2 separate regions of the Homo sapiens genome follow, and region 2 is linked to region 1. A link is an interaction called in ENCODE POLR2A ChIA-PET data of the cell type or tissue named here. Cell type or tissue: IMR-90. All regions are shown on one strand. Links, peaks and the distances in the headings refer to the core of each region. The heading gives the core; the rest is flanking DNA. Region 1 overlaps LOC105369958 (a long non-coding RNA gene). Region 2 has its middle 130 kb from the start of C12orf75.

What was found. ChIA-PET counts read pairs that join two places held together with the same protein. Peaks named below come from ENCODE experiments on the same cell type or tissue, not always from the same donor. Only the 100,000 strongest peaks of a DNase experiment are listed, where the experiment ranks them.
Region 2: POLR2A ChIA-PET joins it to region 1 with 33 read pairs; 3 of 35 experiments call an interaction of 5 or more read pairs at or near these places.

Annotation. Positions count from the first base shown.
Region 1 is chr12:105,527,627-105,530,547 of GRCh38, forward strand. The region is part of intron 3 of LOC105369958 (a long non-coding RNA gene); the gene reads left to right. Among named protein-coding and RNA genes, the nearest start is that of CASC18, 180 kb to the right of the region's middle. In IMR-90, for the core only: no CTCF peak of the experiment used is centred there; no DNase peak of the experiment used is centred there.
Region 2 is chr12:105,461,400-105,464,320 of GRCh38, forward strand. No RefSeq gene overlaps it. Among named protein-coding and RNA genes, the nearest start is that of C12orf75, 130 kb to the left of the region's middle. In IMR-90, for the core only: no CTCF peak of the experiment used is centred there; a DNase peak (open chromatin) is centred at 1,612; H3K27me3 peaks cover 68 bases.

The DNA.
Region 1 (2,921 bases), core at 191-2,690:
AGATAATAAAATACACCTGGAATTGATTATTGTGTGTAGTGTAGGGAGGGGTTAAGATGAGGTTTTTTTTTCCATATCCAACTGACTGCTCCCGTTTATTGAAAAGACCATCCCATCTTCACTGCAGGCGTTTTCATCTTTGTTTCTGAACTCTGTTCAGTTCTGTAGGTCTATTTGTCTATCCTTTCACCAATACTACACTATTTTAATTACTGTAGTTTTATAAAAGTTTTAATATCTGGTAGTATAAATTCTCAGTTTTTAAAGTTCTTCAATATTATTTTGGGCATCCTTGGCACTTCTCATTTTTATATAAATGTTAAAACAGGTGAATTTTCTCTGGCACACACACACACATACACACACCCTACCTACTAGGAATTTTATTGAGATTTCGTTGAATTTATAGATCAATTTTGGGAGAACTGACACCTTTAAATGATCAAGTCTTCTTCTCCATGAAAATATAGCAAATTCCTCCACTTATTCAGGCGTTTTAAAATTTATCCGAAGAATGCTTTTCAGTTTTTAGGATAAAAGTCTTATTTATATTTTGTTTTCATTTTAAGTATTGACATTTTAATGTTATTTTTTGAGGTAGCTTTACATTTTTCACTTGTAATTGTTTATTGACAGTGTATTTAAAATATTATTTAAAAATATATTGATGTTAGCTTCCCTTCTTTTTTTTTTTTTTTTTTTTTTTTGTCACCCAGGCTGGAGTGCAGTTGTGTGATCTCAGCTCACTGAAATCTCCACTTCCTGGGTTCAAGCGATTCTCCTGCCTCAGCCTCCTGAGTAGCTGGGATTACAGGTGCAGCCACTACGCACGGCTAATTTGTGTATTTTTAGTAGAGACGGGGTTTCACCGTTTTGGACACGCTGGTCTCGAACTCCTGACCTTGTGATCTGCCCGCCTCAGCCTCCCAAAGTGCTGAGATTACAGGCGTGAGCCACCGTGCCTGGCAGCTTCCCTTCTTAATTTAATTATTTGTCTGTAGAATCTTTTGGCTTTTCTATGTTCTTTTTTTCCTCTTTTTCAATCTATCTACCTTTTTATTTTTTCTTTTCTTATTACACTGGTTATGACCAGTGCAATTTTGACTAAAGTACTGTTAGTAGATACTTTTGTCTCATTTCTGATCTCAGATGAAAAGCTATCAAGATTCCATTATTAAATATTAATGTTTTCTATAGTTTTTAAATATATATATATACTCTTACAGATTTTAAAACTTCTATTCTAGGCCTACTTTGCTATTATTTTTAAAAATCATGAATGGATGTTGGCTTTATAAATGCTTTTGAACTTACTGAACTGATCTTATGATTTTGCTCCCATATTGTATTAATGAGGTGAATTATATTGATTGATTAATTTTGAATGTAAAATGCAATTCTGCATTATTGGAAAAAACCCAACTTGGTTGTCATATATTATTCTTTTTATATATGGTTAGATAATATTTGGTTATAATGTTTTCATATAGGTTTATGAGAGACATGACTAATAATTTTCAATTCTTATGTTCTCATCAGGCTTTGTTTTCAAAGCAATGCTGGACATTATAGATAAATTGGGAAGTTTGCAGTATTTTTTTTACTTTTATTTAGAGGAAATTGTTTAAGCTTAGTGCTATTTCATCTTTAAATATTTAGAGGATTTCACCTGGGAAGCCATCTGGACCTGAAGATTTCTTTGTGGAGGCATTTAATTACAAATTCAATTTTTAAATTAGAGGACTTTTTCTTTTTTTAAAAATCCTGTGCCAGTTTTTCAAAGTTTTGCTTCTTCTCTTTTCTCCTTTTCTTTTCTTTTTTAAAGGAATTTCTCCATTTCTTCTAAATTTTCAGGAAAAACTCTAGGATTCTTTGATGTTCCTAAAAATACATGGTTAAGCCAAAAGGTGGTAAAGAAGTCAAGATCAAAGCATAGTGTCCAGGTCCTCTCTGGCCCAGTGGTTAAAAATGTGAACTCTGGCACTTTTCTACTCTTTAGTCTTTTTAAAGATAAATTTTAAATGCAAACAAACAAACAAACAATCAAACAAAAAAACTTGTTTATTCAGCTGCAGCATTGGAACCCTAAACAGTCACTAGACAAGGAATTCCAAGGTGAGAGTTTTCAGCACATTTCTGCTTGGTCTCTTATCCTTCTGCTCTGAGGGAAAAAGAGGGTTGGGCTCAGTCCTCTATGCCTCTCTTCTCTCAAGAATCTTGGTCCCTCAATTCCTGGCTGCCCTGAAAGCTCTGAACTATAATTTTTATGTCCCCAACTCTCCAAGATCATTGCAGTTTTTGCTGACATCTTGGCTCTTAACAGTTGTCCTCTGTCTGGATTCTTTGAAAATGCCACTAGAGGAAAATGGCTCACCTCTGTGGTTCTCTTCTCTCCAGGATCTTGACTTCTCAAGTATTGGATGCTTTAGCAACTCTCTGATGCCTTCAAATAGACATATTTTTGTATTTTAGTCGGCTTTTCTGCTTTTTTCTTGGCATAAACATTGGTCTGCTGTAAGTTACTCAATATAGGTAGTAGATATCTGAATATATCTTTTTTATTAACTTCTCACTTGAACTGAATTTTTGAATTAACCCATTGACTAAGAGTCTTGGTTGACAAGAGATAAGACATCTGCTACCATGATGATCATATTAATAGTAAGTAGCAGCTAAACATCCATTGATAAGTCATGAGGTACCAGATTCTCTGTTAAATTATTTATATGTATTGTTTCATTTATCCTTCTAAGAACCCAGGAGGTAGGTACTACTATCTTCATTCTTTAGATGAGAAACTGAATTCATAGTAACCTGCTCATATTCACAGAGCTAATTGATGACCATAATAAAATATGAGACAAAGCTGCCTGATACCAGAGGCCACACACACAATATTCAAAAGGTATTTAGACTACATT
Region 2 (2,921 bases), core at 308-2,807, 66 kb before region 1:
TGTTGTCATTAAGGAGCTCAAGAGCCTCATTGGGAGTGTCATCTTTTGGGCTCGTGGTAGTACAGACATTTCTGTGGGGAAGAGGGAATTTGAGGTTTTCATGGTCAAGCTCAACGATGAGCTGTTGGGGGGTACAAGCAGGGTCAGGAATAGTGATGCAAAATTTAAGGGAGTACCAAAAAGCTTAGTAATCAAGATAGATAACATTTTAATACAACGTCCTTAAAAAATAGTCACAGTCAATGTAGACAATCAATGATCAATGATGAACAAAATATCACACATTAAACCAAAGCCAGGATCAGTTTTACTGTTGTTTTTTTTTTTTCTTTAGCTCCAGTGTGACTCAGCATGGCACAAGCTAATAAGCCATTCCTTGAAGGAATTCACCGGAAGACAGTATTGTGGGGTCCTCCCAGTTGTGTCCTGGAGTGGTTGCTGCTCTTAGATACAGATCCAGATCAAGTAGAGCAATTAAAAAATGTTTAATGTTCTTTGCTACTTTTTTGAAGCATAAAGAAAAAAGAGCATATCATACCTCCCTGAATTTTCACAAAATGAGCACATCCAAGTAACTAGCACCCAGATGTAGAAAAAGAATGCTATCAGCACTGCAGGGAACCATCCCCCCCTGCTTGTGTCCCCTTCCAGTCATAACTTAAGAGCCATTTTCCGTGTGGGGACTCATTCATCAAGTAGTAATTTTTGCCTTGTAGAGATATGTGCATATCTGACCTAGGAGTGCAAACTAGATTCATACAAATACTTGGTCCATGAAATGCTTTCATTATTGGCCCATGGGCAAGGCCTCTTTTAATTTTTTTTTATTAAGGTACTAATTTACTTATTTTAAATAAGACCACAGCATGAAAAATAGAACACGGACAGCAGCTTCCATCTACCTCTGTAGAGCTCTCACATTCCTTCCCTATGCCTGCCCGCCCTGGGAGTAACTGCTTTGACTGTAGCCTGAGAGTGTACTCATAGGCAGTTCCATCTGCAGAATTTCTGACATCAGACAATCAGAGCCCTGTCCATGATGTATTGTCTGACCATCCCTTCAGAGTTCTGTCTTCTTCACTTGGGGTCCCTGGAACCCCTTTGCTTTGCCCTTGGGTAGGAGAGGCCAAGGAACAAGCCGCATGACAGGCAGTGCTAAAAAAAAAAAAATTCCAGGGGTCAGATCTGTCTGGGTTGGGGCTGACAGCTGGTTAGTGGAAGGGTGGGGACTCTAGCTAGGCTCTTCTGGGACGTGGAGGAGCACTTGCTTACGAAACCTGGTTGGGGTGAGGGGGAACCAAAAGGGATGGTTGTTGGGGTCTCAGCTGGAGGGGCTTCAGCAGCCGGAAATGGGATTTAGATGGCCAGAGTCAGGGGCATTCAAGTTTTTTGTGTTTGTTTGTTTTCAGCTGAAAAATGCAAGGGAAGAAGCCCCCAGAAATGTATGTCAGTGAGAAGTTAGCAAGGTGAGGATGGGCAGCCCCAATGCAATATTCAAAATGCAAATCAATCTAGCAGCATCACTCCTTTGCTTAAAACCACTTGCATTACTGTGGGATGAGCATACGTTCAGACAGACAATGGCTTCTCGTCCCAGCTGTTAGTCATATGCTCTTGGACAAATTACATTATTTTTTCACCCTCAGTTTCCTCATCTATAAAGTGCAATGAATCATACCACTTGCCTCAGTGATATTGCATGGGTGAAAAAGAAAACAAATGAAAGCCCTCAGACATTAGCACATACTAACCATGAAATAAATATTGCACTATTATTATTCATGTTGGTATTATTATGAATATGGGATGGAATCTGGACTTCATAGCATGGCAGAGGAATCTCTCTGGCTTCTGCCCATTGCTCTGTCTCATCTCTCCCTTCTCAGGGCCCAATACGACATGAGCTAGAGAGGAATGCCTCTACCACCTCCCAACCCACACACAGCCAGCAGAAATTGGGTAGCCTTTGCTCAGGCTGTTCCTTCTGCTTACATGACCTTTCTCACCTGAGTAGATGCAACTGGGCTTCTTGACTGGCCTGGTGCACCCATCTGCCAGCTGCTTTGAATATTGGTTGCTAATAGCTCATTGCTGTACTATTTTCCAGAGAATCAGCCTTAGTTATGGAGGGTCCCAGAGGGGAAATGCCTGGAAAGTTATGCCCTCCAGGCATCTTTGCAGGGGCGGGCAGCAGCCCTTGACTGAATGCAATGGAATTACCAGGGCCTAGCCTTCTTCAAGGAGAGACATTTAACTGTGGGACTACTCACACTCAGAGCTCCATGTAAGATCAGGCTGACACTAGAATACAGTGGTTCCACATTTTGTTTTTTTGTTTGTTTTGAGACAGGGTCTTACTCTGTCACCCAGCCTGGAGTGCAGTGGTACAATCTCAGCTCACTGCAGCCTTGACCACCTGAGCTTAAGTAATCCTCCCACCTTAACATCCAGAGTAGCTGGGGCTACATGCATACATGCATGCGCCACCAGGCCTGGCTAATTGTTTAAATTTTTTGTAGAGGGGGAGTTTCACCATGTTGCCCAGACTGGTCTTGAACTCATGTACTCAAGCTCGATCAGCCTGCCGTGGCCTCTCAAAGTTCTGGGATTATAGGCATGAGCTACTGCGACTGGCCACTTCCTCATCTTTGTTTTTCATTTGTCCTTTCAACTTTTCTTCAGTCACCTACAGGACTCTTCTATGATCACTCCATTGATAAATCGTACAAGAATCTCCATCTCAGGCTTTCCTTTTAGGAAATCTGCCCCTTAAGACTACATTTCTTCAAGGTTCAGCTCTGGTGGTATCTCCCCAAGACAGCCCAGCCAGGGTGGTACTAAGTACCCTTCTCTGAGTTCTCACATCCTCTCAAACAGACCCTCTAGCTTGTCGCCCACATGTCATATTGAAATAGTTTGTT